2 separate regions of the Homo sapiens genome follow, and region 1 is linked to region 2. The links are chromatin contacts, found by Hi-C or POLR2A ChIA-PET in ENCODE. All regions are on one chromosome and are shown on one strand. Each heading gives the region's core, a stretch centred on a gene start or an enhancer-like site at or near the end of the contact. The rest is flanking DNA. Distances are from core to core; before and after follow the strand shown. Region 1 holds the start of C19orf44 (chromosome 19 open reading frame 44). Region 2 holds the start of BABAM1 (BRISC and BRCA1 A complex member 1).

Region 1 (7,367 bases), core at 1,618-4,117, 770 kb before region 2:
TCTCTTGAAGCTAGAATTTTTTTTTTTTTTTTTTTTTTTTTGAGACAGAGTCTTGCTCTGTTGCCCAGGCTGGAGTGTAGTGGCACGATCTCGACTCACTGCAACCTCCGCCTCTCGGGTTCATGTGATTCTCCTGCCTCAATCTCTCAAGTAGCTGGGACTACAGGCCTATGCCACCATGCTCGGCTAATATTTGTATATATATATATTTTTTTTCTTGAGACAGAGTCTTGCTCGGTTATCCAGGCTGGAGTGCAGTGGCATGATCTTGGCTCCCTGCAACCTCCGCCTCCTGGGTTCAAGTGATTCTCCTGCCTCAGCCTCTGAAGTAGGTGAGATTATAGATGTGTGCCACCATGCCCAGCTAATTTTTGTATTTTTAATAGAGACGGAGTTTCGCCATGTTGGCCGGGCTGGTCTCAACCTCAAGTGATTCGCTTGCCTTATCTTGACCTGCCTGTACAAAAGTAAAAGCTCATTGTGTTGTACCCTGAAGAATGTGCAGGCGACAAGATGTAATGTTTATCTCTGTATTTTTTTCTTTTATTTTTTGAAATGGAGTCTCATTCTGTCACCCAGGCTGGAGTGCAGTGGTACAATCTCAGTTCACTGCAACCTCTGCCTCCTGGGTACAAACGATTCTTCTGCCTCAGCCTCCCAATTAGCTGGGATTATAGTTGTGCGCCACCACACTTGGCTAACTTTTTTGTATTTTTGTGGAGACAGGGTTTCACCATGGTGACCAGGCTGGTCTCAAACTCCTGACTTCAAGTAATCCGCCTGCCTTGGCCTCCCAACATGCTGGGATTACAGGCGTGAGCCACCGTGCCTGACCATATTTTTCTTTTTTTTTGAGATGGAGTCTCACTCTGTCACTGAGGCTGGAGTGCAGGGGCATGATCTCTGCTCACTGCAACCTCTGCCTCCCGGGTTCAAGTGATTCTTCTGCCTCAGCCTCCCGAGTAGCTGGGACTACAGGCATGAGCCACCACACCCAGCTAATTTTTGTATTTTTAGTAGAGACAGGGTGTCACCGTATTGGCCAGACTGGTTTTGAACTCCTGACCTCATGATCCGCTCGCCTAAGGCCTCCCAAAGTGCTGGGATTACAGGCATGAGCCACCGCGCCTGGCCTATTTTTCTTTTTAATACGAAAATTAAAATGAGAAAAAGTACCCACTAACCTTTTCCTTCTGAGGGGCATGGCCCTTGATCCTCAAATGCACTTGACTAGTGTCTATTAAGAGGGGCAATTTTGGTAATGCCTACTAATAACACATTCATATAAATATAATCCAAAGAAGGTTAAATACCATTGCATATTTGACAGTGCTTCAAGTATGATTTTATTATACCAAATAAGCTGAATATGTCTCCTTGGACTTCAGGGGACCTAATACCAATAAAAGTAATAATAATGATAATAGGCCAAGCACCATGGCTCACGCCTATAATCCCAGCACTTTAGGAGGCCGAGGCAGGTGGATTACTTAAGGCCAGGAGTTTGAGTCCAGCCTGGGCAATGTGGTGAAACTCTGTCTCTAAAAAAATTAGCAGGGCATGGTGGCGCACGCTTGTAATCGCAGCTCCTCAGAAGCCTGAAGCAAGAGAATCACTTGAACCCGGGAGACGGAGGTTTGAGTGAGCCAAGATCGTGCCACTGCACTCTAGCCTAGGCGACAGAGCGAGACTCCTACTACCAAAAAAAAAAAAAAAAAAAAAAAGGAATCTTTGGCAATAAAGAAAGGAGAGAGGAGGCTGGATGTTGTGGCTCATGCCTGTAATCCCAGCACTTTGGGAGGCCAAGGTGGGTGGATCATGAGGTCAGGAGTTCGAGACCAGCCTGGCCAACGTGGACCCTGTCTCTACTAAAAGTACAAAAATTAGCCGGTCATGGTGGCGCGCGCCTGTAGTCTCAGCTACTCGGGAGGCTGAGGCAGGAGAATTGCTTGAACCCGGGAGGTGGAAGTTGCAGTGAGCCGAAATCGCGCCACTGCACTCCAGCCTGGGCAACAGAGCAAGGCTCCGTCTCAAAAAAAAAAAAAAAAAAAAAGGAGAGAAGAAACAAAAAAACAAGGAAAGGAGCCCCTTAAGTTCTACCTTTGCCTTAATGTCTTCATCTGTAAAACGGGAATAAAAGCGTTTTGGCTGTGCCACAACTACCTAGAGAGGTTGCTATGGAAATGTAACATTAGGCTCAATTTGGTCCTGATTCTACACTAACCTTTATCTTTCTCTTTATGACCATAAAACTTGCCCGACGAAAGTCTAAAATGCCCAAATCGGGAGTCATTGGTGGACTGCAACCATCGGTTTCTCCAATGCTCTGTGGGGAAGGGGAAATAACACCGGTTAGAGGTGATAATGGTTAATTTGGGCTAAGGGAAGGGTGAAGGGGACCCTCGAGGATTCGAGGGTTCGCTGCCGTGGACCCCGTGGCGACTCTGGCCAGCCTTAGGGGGCGGAGATGGGGGAGCTTACACCTCCGCCACCACGGGCGTGGCCCCTTCACCTCCGTCTAGAAATTCCTCTTGGAAATAGACGGTAGCCAGCGCCACTCGCAGCATGCATATGGCCCAGAGCTGGACCAAAGCCCGGGCCATGGGGGTGTGCACTGCGCTTCCGGTCGCCGCCACCCCTTAGCTCCCAGCTCTCTCTGCGGCTCTTCAGGCGCGTCCCGAAACTACAACTCCCGTCACAACTCGCGATTATGACCTGAGGGTCCCATTGGTCGCTGCGGCGCGGGGCACGTTGGGCCCGCCCCGGAACTACCGCTCCCATGACACCCCGCGATTGTGATTCGGGGCGCCATTGGTCTGCGGGGCGCGGTGCTTCCCGGGAGATGTAGTCTCTTCTGCTCTGGCTCTGTTGCCCAGGGCAACCGCTCCTTCAGGCGTGAATGTGGCGGCTGCCTCTGCGAATGGACGGCGTGGGAAGAGGTCGGCAGGGCTGGTGGGGAGGTGACCTAGCTGGGCGTCCGGGCTCGCGAGGGGGATACGGGGAAATGGGGCCTTCTCCGGGGCTGAGCTGGTTGGGCCGCTGCAGGATGGTCCCGCGCCTCAGTTTCCCTGTCTGGGGTCTATTGGAGCATGGTCCTGCGCGGGTCGCTTCATAGCTGGGGAGAAGAGCAGGATGGTCTCAGGGGCGCCAGGGTTTTCAAGTTTTGGTTTGTTGATTTGTAACAACTTTATTGAGCCTTCATTTACATACCATAGTGTTCGCCACTTTTAAGCTGACGACTCCGTTATTTTTAGTAAATCTACAAAGTTGTGAAGCCGTCGCCACCATCCAGCTCATCCAGCTTTAGAACTTTGCGTCAGGCCGGGCGCGGTGATTCACGCCTGGAATCCCAGCACTTTGGGAGGCAGAGGCGGGAGGATCACTTGAGGCCAGGAGATCCAGACCAGCCTGGGCAACCTGGCGAGACCCCATCTCTAAAAAAGATAAAAATAAAAAATTAGCCAGGTGTAGTGGCACGCGCCTGTAGTCCCAGCTACTCAGGATGTTGAGGCAGGAGGGAGGATTGCTTGTGTCCAGGAGGTCAAGGGCTGCTGTGAGCTGTGATCATGCCACTGCACTCCGGCTAATTTTTTGTATTTTTAGTAGAGATGGGGTTTCACCATGTTTGCCACGCTGGTCTCGAACTCCTGACCTCACGTAATCTGCCAGCCTTGGCCTCCCAAAGTGCTGGGATTATAGGCGTGAGTCACAGCACCGGCCCGATCTGCTTTCTGAGTTTATTGGTTTGCCTTTTCTTGACAGTTCTTACAAATGAAATGATAGGGTGTGTGGAGTTTAGTGTCTGGCTACTTTCTTTTTTCTTTCCTTTTTTTTTTTTTTTTGAGACAGATTCTCGCTCTGTTACTTAGGCTGAAGTGCAATGGTGCGATCTCGGCTCACTGCGAACTCCGCCTCCCAGGTTCAAGCAATTCTCCTGTCTCAGCGTCCTGAGTATTTGGGATTACAGGCGCATGACACCACGCCCCGCTAATTTTTGTATTGTTAGTAGAGACGGGGTTTTACCATGTGTGTCAGGCTGGTCTCGATCTCCTGACCTCGTGATCCGCCCGCCTTAGCCTCCCAAAGTGCTGGGATTACAGGCGTGAGCCACTGCGCCCGGCTTGGCTACTTTCCCTTAGCGTGATGTATTTGAGATTCCTGCGTGCTGTTATATTAGTATTTGTTTTTTAAATTGCTGAACTGTATTACACTGTATGGATGGACCATAGTTTGTAATCCATTCACTAATTAATGGATAGTTACATTGTTTTCCGTTTTAGTCTACTAGGAGTAATAAATATTATGGGGCCAGGTATGATGATGTGGGATTGTAATCTCAGCATTTTGGGAGGCTGAGGCTGCGGATCTCTAGAACCCCAGGAATCTGAGAACAGCCTGGGCAACACAGTGAGACCTTGTTTCTACAAAAAGTTAGCTAGGCATGGCAATGTGTGTCTGTAGTCCCAGCTACCCAGGAAGCTGAGGTGGGAGGATCGCGTGACCCCGGGAGGTCGAGGCTGTAGTGAGCCATGATAACACCACTGCACTCAGCCTGGGCAACAGAGTGAGAGCCTGTCTCAAAACAAAACAAAACTATTACGAACATTTGCATACATTTGCATTTCTCTTGGGCCACATGGGAGTGGAATCCCTGGATCACATGGTAACTCTATGTCTAACCTTTTGAGGAACCAACTGTTTTCCACATTGAGGACTACATAATTTTACAATTCCCCCAACAACATATGAGGGTTCCAATTTCTTTATTTTTTTTAGAGATAGGGTCTTGCCCTATCATCCGGGCTGGAGTCCAGTGGCACGATCATAGCTCACTGCAGCCTCAAACTCCTGGGCTCAAGCAATCCTCCCACCTCAGCCTCCCGAGTAACTGGGACTACAGGTGTGTGCCATCAGACCCAGCTAATTTTTTCATTTTTTGTAGAGATGGAGTCTCCCTATGTTGCCCAGGCTGGTCTCGAACTCATGGGTTCAAACAGTCCTCCCATCCTGGCCTCCCACAGTGCTGGGATTACAGGTGTGAGCCACTGTGGGCTTCAATCTGTTCACTTCCTCACTGACACTTGTTACGTGTATTTTTGATTATAGCCATGCTAGGGGATGTGAAGTAGTAGCTCCTCATGGTTTTTTTCTTTTTTTTTTTTGAGACGGAGTCTCTCTCTTTTGCCCAGGCTGGAGTGCAATGGCGCGATCTCGGTTCACTGCAAGCTCTGCCTCCTGGGTTCATGCCATTCTCCTGCCTCGGCCTCCTGAGTAGCTGGGACTACAGGCGCCCACCACCGCGCCCGGCTAATTTTTTGTGTTTTTAGTAGAGACGGGGTTTCACTGTGTTAGCCAGGATGGTCTCTATCTCCTGACCTCATGATCCGCCCACCTCGGCCTCCCAAAGTGCTGGGATTACAGGCGTGAGCCACCACGCCTAGTCTGTTACTGGCATTTAAATGTTACTGAGCACTTTTTCATGTCCCACACAGAATATATAGGAATCCTATGAGGGTAGTAATTGTTATTTTTACAGATGAGCAGGCTGACACAGAGCGATTAAGTAACTTGCCCGGGGTCACACAGACCAGGAAGTCTGCATTATTTCTGCCAGGCATATTTTTCTGTTCTCTGACCCCTGTGGTCAGTCCTGTGCTGGGCACTCCTAGTACAGGGTAGTTAAGATAGGAACAAGCAAACAAGTTTATTCGGGAAACAGATTGTTAATAGGAATCATAATTCATTCTTGTATAGAATCTTTTTTTTTTCTTTTTTTTTGAGACGGAGTTTTACTCTGTCACCCAGGCTGGAGTGCAGTGGCGCAGTCTCGGCTCACTGCAAGCTCCGCCTCCCGGGTTCATGCCATTCTCCTGCCTCAGCCTCCGGAGTAGCTGGGACTACAGGCGCCCGCCACCACGCCCGGCTAATTTTTTTGTATTTTTAGTAGAGACGGGGTTTCACCGTGGTCTCGATCTCCTGACCTCGTGATCCACCCGCCTTGGCCTCCCAAAGTGCTGGGATTACGGGCATGAGCCACCGCACCCGGCCTGTAGTTTTTCATCTTTTAAAGTCTTTGTAATCTTCGGAAGCCTTTGTAAGTCTTGCAGTGGGTTGTTCATACTCTTTCAGGGGTATATGGGAACTCTGAGAATATGATGAAAGCTCTGATATTTCTACCTAGAAAAATATACACATACGGTAAAGATTTGCTGGCCTGCTGGGGAGCTGTGCCTGTCCATAGCCCCCCTCTTTCCCAGGGTAGCGGTTCTTCTTTTTTTTTTGAGACAGAGTCTCGCTCTGTCGTCCAGGCTGGAGTGCAGTGGTGTGATCTCGGCTCACTGCAACCTCCACCTCCCGGGTTCAAGCGATTCTCCTGCCTCAGCTTCCTAAGTAGCTGGGACTACAGGTGGTGCCACCAGGCCCGGCTAATTTTTGTATTTTTAGTAGAGACGGGGTTTCACCATGTTGATCAGACTGGTCTTGAACTTATGACCTCGTGATCCACCCACCACGGCCTACCAAAGTGCTGGGATTATAGGCATGAGCCACCACGCCTGGCGCTTGACTAATTTTTGTATTTTTAGTAGAGATGGGGCTTTGCCATGTTGGCCAGGCTGGTCTCGAACCCCTGGGCTCAGGTGATCTGCTTGCCTTGGCCTCCTAAACTGCTGGCATTATAGGTGTGAGCCACTGAGCCCAGCCATTGGTAATGGTTCTTACACTAAGTGAAATCTGATTTTCTGGGGGCTTGTTAAATACAGGGATACCTCGATTTTCACACGTCACCTTATTGCTCTTTCAGGTAATTTGTCTTTTCTTTTTTCTTTTTCTTTTTTTTTTTTTTTAGACAGGGTTTCACTCTGTAGCCCAGGCTAGAGTGCAGTGGCAGGCATGGTGGTGTGCACCTGTAGTCCCAGCTACACAGGAGGCTGAGGCAGGAGGATCACTTGAGCCTGAGAGGTTGTGCACCACCACGTCCAGCTAATTTTTGTATTTTTAGTAGAGACGGGGTTTCACCATGTTTGCCAGGATGGTCTCAATCTCTTGACATCGTGATCCACCTGCCTCGGCCTCCCAAAGTGCTGGGATTACAGGTGTGAGCCACTGCACCCAGCCTGGTCATTTTCATTGTCATCCTTGGGCTTGAAGGGAAGACTGTGGCTGGGTTGCAAAAGACAGTGTGAGCTTTTGCCAAGTAGGAGCCATTGAATGCTCAATACAAACAGCAGGTACTCTTATGCAAAATTGCTCCTCTTCCTCCACAGAATGGCTTCTGCAAGGAAAGCCAGCCGTCCCATGCGTGATGTTTTTGGTGACTTCAGTGATGTTTCCTTGGAAGATTCAACAATGGAAGAAATCAGAAACTT
Region 2 (7,780 bases), core at 5,281-7,780:
GTTCCATCTGCCACATCACCCAGAATCCGTCCGCATCTCTCCACTTCTACAACCTCCACCATCGTGCATGTCTGGACCAATGAAGTCGCCTCCTGGCTCTCCAGGAGTCCACCCTCACCTCCGCCACCAGAGGGCGCCTGTGAACACCTGCGTCGAGCATGCCCCTCCTCTGCTCAAAACCCTCCAGGGCTCTCACCTTAATCCAAGCAAAGCCCAAGCGTCTCCTTGCAGCCCACGAGGCCCTACGCGATCTGCATTTGTTCTCCCTCTGTTCTGTTCTGGCTCCCCACACTCTCCCTGTTGCCCCCTGTGTTCCAGCCACACTGGCCTCCTTCGGGTTTCTTGAACAGGCCAGTCATGCTGCCACTCCAGGGCCTACTCCCACCACCCTCAGTTTTCTTTCTTTTTCTTTCTTTCTTTCTTTCTTTTTTTTTTTTTTTTGAGAAAGAGTTTTCTTCTGTCGCCCAGGCTGGAGTGCAATGGCGGGATCTCGGCTCACTGCAAGCTCCGCCTCCCGGGTTCACGCCATTCTCCTGCCTCAGCCTCCGGAGTAGCTGGGACTACAGGCACCCGCCACCACGCCGGCTAATTTTTTGTATTTTTAGTAGAGACGGGTTTTCACCGTGTTAGCCAGGATGGTCTCGATCTCCTGACCTCGTGATCTGTGCCTCGGCCTCCCAAAGTGCTGGGATTACAGGCGTGAGCCACCGTGCCCAGCATTATTATTATTTTTTTTTTTTTTTGAGACAGAGTCTCACTCCGTCACCCAGGCTGGAGTGCAGTGGTGAAATCTCGGCTCACTGCAACCTCCACCTCCTGGGATCAGGCGATTCTCGTGCCTTAGCCTCCCTGGTAGCTGCAGAATTGTGTCAAGCAATTCTCCTGCCTCAGCCTCCAGAGTAGCTGGGATTGCAGGCACGTGCCACCACACCTGGCTAATTTTTGTATTTTTAGTAAAGACAAGGTTTCACCATGTTGGCCAGGCTGGTCTCTAACTCCTGGCCTCAAGGGAGCCACCCACCTCGGCCTCCCAAAGTGCTGGTGTAGATTACAGGCATGAGCCACTGCACCCAGCCAACCTGGCTGATTTTTTTTTTTTTTTTTTTGAGACAGAGTCTCACTCTGTCCCCCAGGTTGGAGTGCATTGGCACGATCTCAGCTGACTGCCATCTCCATCACCCGGGTTCAAGTGATTCTCCTGCTTCAGCCTCCTGAGTAGCTGGGATTACAGGCCTATGCCACCGCACCCGGCTAATTTTTTTTTGTATTTTTAGTAGAGATGGGGTTTGACCATGTTGGCCAAGCTGGCCTTGAACTCCTGACTTTGTGATCCACCCACCTCAGCCTCCCAAAGTGCTGGGATTACAGGTGTGAGCCACTGTGCCTGGCCAACCTGGCTGATTTTTAATTTTTTTGCAGAGGTGGCAGTCTTGCTGTGTTGCTGAGGCTGGTCTTGAACTCCTGGCCTCAAAGGATCCTCCTGCCTCCACCTCCCAAAGTGCTGGGATTATAGGTGTCAGCCACCACACCCAGCCTTAAAAGGTTTTTTGAATGAACAAATGAATGAATATTGCCTACATCAGGCCCACCTCCTCCCTCAGACAGAGAGCCACATGGGACTCAGGATGGCCCCACTCACCTCTTTCTGCAGCGTCTCCTTCTCAGCTCGGATGGCCTCCAGGGAGGCCTGCGTGCGGACCAGCTCATCCTCTCGGCTACTCAGGGCCAGCCGGAGCCAGGCATTCCTCTCGGCCAGGCGAGCTGCCTCTCGCTGGCAGCTCCCTGCCCCTTCCTGCTTCCCAAGGGAACCTGCTCCCCCTTCGCTTGTGCCTTCGAACTCCATCGGCCCAGAATGGCTGGGGGGCTGGTGGCGCCAGGCTGCAGCCGCTGCCTCCAGGGAGCTCAGAGTGTGCTGGAGGGTCTGAAACACATCGGGGGCCCCATTCCCAGGGGGCACAGTCTCCTTGTACTGTAGGGCTGCTTCTGGGGCTTGGTGGGCTTCCACTGCAGGTTTGTGGGGCACTTCGGGGGCTGAGGCCAGTTCCCTGCCAGAGCCCCCATCCATCTTCTTGTCAGTCCTGTGGACACCAACTCAGGCACTTGAGTCACTCCATGCTGGGCAAGGAATTCTTTTTTATTTTTTGAGACGGAGTCTCACTCTGTTGCCCAGCCTGGAGTGCAGTGGCGCGATCTCGGCTCACTGCAACCTCCACCTCCTGGGTTCAAGTGATTCTCCTGCCTCGGTCCCCCAAGTAGCTGGGATTACAGGCTCCCACCACCACGCCTGGCTAATTTTTGTATTTTTAGTAGAGACAGGGTTTCACCATGTTGGCTAGGCTGGTGTCAAACTCCTGACCTCAGGTGATCCGCCCAACTCGGCCTCCCAAAGTGCTGGGATTATAGGCATGAGCCACCATGCTCGGCCCTGGGCAGGGAATTCTGAGGGCTTAAACTTCATGGTCTTGGGGAGGTGTGAGCGGAGCAGGGAGTTGGCAAGAGCTGCGTGTTCTGGGACTGGCATCCCAGGGTGAGACTGGGAGGCTGTGAATTCAAGGAAGAGGCTAGATAGAGGTGGTGAAGAAGTTGGAGGGGAGACCTGGAGCTGAGAAACAGAGTGAAGTTGGACTGTGACGGGCACTGGGAAAGGCCTGAAGGTGAGAGACAGAAGTTTCTGGAAATAGGGTCTTCTGGGGCGGCGGCTTACACTTGTAATCCCAGCACTTTTGGAGGCCAAAGTTGGGGGATCACTTAAGGGCAGGAGTTCAAGACCAGCCTGGCTAATGTGGCCTGTCTCACTAAAAATGCAAAACTTAGCCGGATGTGGTGGCGCACACCTGTAATCCCAACTACTCAGGAAGCTGAGGCTCCCGCTTGAACCGGGAGGCAGGGGTTGCTGTGAGCCGAGATTGTGCCACTGCACTGCACTACAGCCTGGGTGACACAGCAAGACTCAAAAAAAAAAGAAAGTCAGGCTGAAGGCAATAGGGAGCTATGGTAGGTGTGTGAGCAGAGCAGGCACATCAGCAGATCTGTGGATGGCAAAGATGCGTCTGGACTGGAGTGAAGGGCACAGACCAAGCGGGTCTTACCTGCTTCCTAGGCCTTGGCCACTGACCTCCTCCATGGGGCCCAGCTGCTCCAGCCCGGAGCTCACCGGAGGTGGGGCAAAGCTGGGCTTGGAGCTCCCACTGGCTGCCTCGACCTCCTCTGAACTCTCAGCCACGGGATCCAGTTCACCCTGCAAATGACCCCCGGGGCCCTGCTCTGAGCCAGGCAGGACAGGACCTTGGGGTCCCCAGGATCTGGGTGTGGAGGGGAGAGGGTGACACTTACGGGTGGAGCATGCCTCCCTCGCCGGCTTCGGGGCCGCGTGGCCCGGGCACTCATTGCTGTCCAGAAGCCAGTGCCCTCTGAATGCTTCTCCTTCGTCAACCCCTAAAACCACAGCCTGCCATGAGCTCTTGCCTTTGTTGTCCTGGACAAAGGACAACCTCAATTTCCTCTGCTGTGAAATGGGGCACTGACTACCCCTCAGGAAGGGATTTTGTTATCAATGTTGATTGGGCAGATTTGAATGCCTCCCTGGACAGGGAGCTCACTACCTAAGAAGGTTGTCCTGATCTCCCCCTTCTTCTCTGCCTTCTTTACCTTCACTACGTCTTTGTCCACTTTCCTCCTCTATTTGAGCCTGGGAATGCGATCTCAAGAATTCCCTCTCCTCCCCGGCCCTCCTAAATGAGAGGTTCAGCTCTCTCTACCTCTCTGATCCTCTGGGGGTAACTTGATCAGAGGCCTGAGTCCCGGGACACTCTGTTGGGGTCACTCTGACCACTGCCTGTTCAGGCCTGGGCTGGCCAAGCCTGGCCTGGGAGGGGCTGGGAAACAGGAAACCCCCTCCCCTGGTCACGTGACTTGTTATTGTGTTGTTTCCTTCTCGGGGACAGCGGCTTCCTGCAGCCCTAGCGGGGCACACATACCTGACTCCCAAGGTTTCAGCCCCTCCTCTTCTCAGCCTCCAAACTCATGGCCCTTCTAGCTCTGACTCTTGGATTTTATTTCTCAAGAGCTAGAATGGGCCGAGCACCATGGCTCACACCTGTAATCCCAGCACTCTGGGAAGCTGAGGAAGACAGATCGCTTGAGTCCAAGAGTTTAAGACAAGCCTGGGCAACATGGCGAGACCCCCGTCTTTACAAAAAATATAAAAATTAGCCAGGAGTAGTGGCGTACGCTTGTAGTCCCAGCTACTCAGGAGGCTGAGGTGGGAGGATTGCTTAACACCTGGAAGTTGAGGCTGCAGTGAGCCGTGGTCACGTCACTGCACTCCATTCTGGGTAATAAGGCAAGACCCTGTCTCAAAAAGAAAGAAAAAAAAAGAGCTAGAATGTTCCCGTGAGCTGATGGTTTTTATTTGGCTCCCCTGTGAACTTTTCTTCTCTGCCTGTCTCTTCATTGTGGGCTGACAGTTCTCTTTTTTTTGAGATGGAGTCTTGCTCTGTCGCCTAGGCTAGAGTGCAGTGGCGCAACCTTGGCTCATTGCAACCTCCACCTCCTGGGTTCAAGAAATTCTCCTGCCTCAGCCTCCCGAGTAGCTGGGATTACAAGTGCCCACCACAATGCCCAGCTAATTTTTGTATTTTTAGTAGAGACAGGGTTTCACCATGCTGACCAGGCTGGTCTCGAACTCCTGACCTCAAGTGATCTGCCAGCCTCGGCCTCCCAAAGTGCTGGGATTACAGGCGTGAGCCACCGCACCCGGCTAGGGATGGGTTTTTCCCATGTTGGCGAGGCTGGTCTTAAACTCCTGACCTCAGGTGATCCACTCACCTCAGCCTCCCAAAGTGTTGGGATTACAGGCATGAGCCACCGACCCCACCAGCCCCAGAAACATTTAAGAGCCACTTGAAGCCTCAGTTTATTTATTTATTTTATTTTATTAGATGGAATCTTGTTCTGCCACGCAGGCTGGAGTGCAGTGGTGCGATCTCGGCTCACTGCAACCTCCACCTCCTGGGTTCAAGCAATTCTTCTGCCTCAGCCTTCTGAGTAGCTGTGATTATAGGTGCGCGCCACCACACCCAGCTAATTTTTTGTATTTTTAGTAGAGACGGGGTTTCACCATATTGGCCAGGCTGATCTCTAACTCCTGACCTCGTGATCCACCCACCTCAGCCTCCCAAAATGCTGGGATTATAGGTGTGAGCCACTGCCCCCAACTCCTCAGTTGTTTTTTTTTTTTTGAGGGTCAAAGAAGCCGGCCACATTGGCCAGGCTCTAATTCGAGAATAGCCGGAGGGGCTGTGTAAGGTGAGCTTTGAAGCATAAAGAACTTGCCAGAAAAGCAACAGGAGGAACAGCATTCCAGGCAGAAGGAACTTCCTGGGCAAAGGCTTAGAGCCTTCAAAGAGCCGCTCTAGGTGACACAGCGAGACTCCATCTCAAAAAAACAAAAACAAAAACGAAAAAAAAAAACACAACAAAAACCCAGCTCTACTAAAAATACTATATATATCTCAGCCGGGCCTGGTGGTGCATGCCTGTAATCCCAGCTACTTGGGAGGCTGAGGCAGGAGAATTGCTCGATCCCTGGAGGTGGAGGTTGCAGTGAGCCGAGATTGAGCCACTGCACTCCAGCCTGGGCGACAGAGCAAGACTCTTGTCTCAAAAAAATAAAAATAAATAAATAAATACTTCTGGGGCTAAGGGGGAAGTGTGCACTAAGAAGACAACGGCAGCCTGGGCGACAGAGTGAGACTCCATCTAAAAAATAAAAATAAAAAAAAAAGGAAGGAAGCCTAGGGTAGTCTGATGCGGTGGTCCTCGCCTGTAGTCCCAGCTACTTGAGCGATCGCTTGGCTGTAGTGACTAGCCATGATCGCGTGACTGCAGTCTAGTTTGGGCGACAGAGCGATACCCTGTCTCTAAAAATAAGAAAAAAAAAAGCCATGAAAAAAGAGGTAGGCTTGAAATAGGCCCGACTTAGCTTCGCTCCACCTACAGTGACCCAATAAGACCAGAGTAAGTATTTTTTGATTCATGCAAATATATGTAAAATAAGGAACAAGAATTAAGTAATTGGGAAGGGCCCTGGATGCTCAGGCCACACCCACATGGGAATACCTGCCCCACATGGAGGCTCAGGCCAGCTCCACCAATCACCAATCAGCTCCTCCTCTTTCCCTAAATCGGCCTTCTCCGTCCCTCTTAGCCTATCACATTGCAAGCTCCACCTCTATTCCACGTTTCAGCCTATCACGGTAGAAGCACTGACTATTGTAGTCTGATTCGGCCAAAAACAAAAATTCACTAATTTTTTTAATCCAATCACATTTCATACTTTGCTCCAGTGTAGCCAATCACATTCCAGGTCCCGCCGCACCCAGCTCCAGGCAGCTCTCACTCCAAACCCCACCCCCAACCCAGTTTCAGCCTATCAGTTTCCAAGTTCTTTCTAGCCTCAACCAGTTTCTGTCTCTGCTTGTTCTGCAGCCCGCTGAACTACATTTCCCAGGAGGCGTCGGGGCTGCGCCGTACAACTTCCGGCTGTAAAGATGGCGGCTTCCTAGTGAGTCGGCGGCTGATTTAGAAGGAGGTTCAGGCTACGGTGAGCCGAAGGTGGGTGGTGAAAGCGTGTGGGGCCCGTTCCTAGGGGCCCAGCTCCCTTTGCCCCAAGAGATCCAGCTCCTCGCCTTTCCTGGGGCTTCCGCCTTTATTTCTGGTTTCTCCTGCAGTGTAGCCTCCATCCTTCTTGCTGCCGCTAAAGCCTTGTTTTTCTTAGAGGTGTGGGGACTGCAAGGCGCTCAAAGACCATCTTGGGAAGCCCGTGCCTATTTCCCAGATAGACAAACTGCTCCATTCGCGTCCTGTTTCTCTCCAAGGGGAACCACAGTACTAATATTTTGCTTCTCCCTCATGCAGACACCCGCTAGGGACGAGGGTGTCCTAGAGGTTATTATTCCCTTATTCACCAAGACATTTTCAGTTTTAGGTAACAGAAAACCCTACTCAATCTGGCTTAAGGAAGAAAAGGAAGTTGGTGGCTTATAGATTGGGTCTAACAGGAGCTGGGTCCAGGTGGTCAGAATTCGATCTGCAGTTTTCTCGGTGGAGACCATTTCGCTTTTTACCGAGGCAAAAGGGGCCCCTCACAGCTCTCAACTTTATTCTACCAGCTCTGCAACTCTAATGAGAGTCTCTTTTCCTTGATGACACTGCTAGAAGTTGCAGAGCTGCCACTCAATGGCCTGATTTGGGTCATGTGCCCATCCCTGAGCCATTTTCAGTGGCCAGAGAGCTGGGATGTGCTCACTGGCCGAGTAGGGGCATGGGGCTAGCACTACGTTAAAAAAAAAAAGAGGAAAAAAGAGGGGGGACTGTTATCTTATGTCGGAGTGGCTGCTCGGCTGAGAGGTGTAAAAGGCAGCCATTCTGCAGCTGAGGAAAGTGACTCCCTAAGAGGAGTGACTCATCATCAGTAAGCGGCTCATCGCCCCTCTTCCTTCTTAGTAACCAATCTTTTTTTTTTTTTTTTTTTTGAGACGGAGTTTCGCTCTTTTTGCCCAGGATGGAGTGCAGTGGCGGGATCTCGGCTCACCGCAGCCTCCCCTCCCGGGTTCAAGCGATTCTCCTGCCTCAGCCTCCCGAGTAGCTGGGATTATCCGCATGCGCCACCACGCCCGGCTAATTTTGTATTTTTAGTTGAGACGGGGTTTCTCCATGTTGGTCAGGCTGGTCTCGAACTTCCAACCTCAGGTGATCCACCTGCCTCGGCCTCCCAAAG

What was found. A loop is a pair of places that touch in the nucleus more often than their neighbours do. ChIA-PET counts read pairs that join two places held with the same protein, here RNA polymerase II (POLR2A). Pooled maps may share reads with other maps.
Region 1: a loop to region 2 is called in a map with no recorded cell type, with 25 times the contacts of the local background. The contact joins the promoter of C19orf44 here to the promoter of BABAM1 in region 2. A Hi-C loop is called at or near these places in 2 of 37 single-sample maps with no recorded cell type and 9 of 50 pooled maps. POLR2A ChIA-PET finds 5 or more read pairs at or near these places in 1 of 52 experiments (common myeloid progenitor, CD34-positive).

Annotation. Positions count from the first base shown.
Region 1 is chr19:16,493,527-16,500,893 of GRCh38, forward strand. C19orf44 (chromosome 19 open reading frame 44) reads left to right here and starts at 2,868. Exons shown (of 9, transcript NM_032207.4): 1 at 2,868-2,939; 2 at 7,266-7,367. The coding sequence starts at 7,267. CALR3 (calreticulin 3) reads right to left here and starts at 2,641. Exons shown (of 9, transcript NM_145046.5): 1 at 2,513-2,641; 2 at 2,225-2,326. The coding sequence starts at 2,603. RefSeq lists enhancers at 1,905-2,405, 2,406-2,906, 2,541-2,970.
Region 2 is chr19:17,260,913-17,268,692 of GRCh38, forward strand. BABAM1 (BRISC and BRCA1 A complex member 1) reads left to right here and starts at 6,531. Exons shown (of 9, transcript NM_014173.4): 1 at 6,531-6,615. It overlaps USHBP1 (USH1 protein network component harmonin binding protein 1), which reads right to left and starts at 3,833. Exons shown (of 13, transcript NM_031941.4): 1 at 3,759-3,833; 2 at 3,334-3,435; 3 at 3,090-3,238; 4 at 1,640-2,078. The coding sequence starts at 3,387. RefSeq lists enhancers at 498-1,099, 1,306-1,863, 5,581-6,040, 6,301-6,800, 6,308-7,019.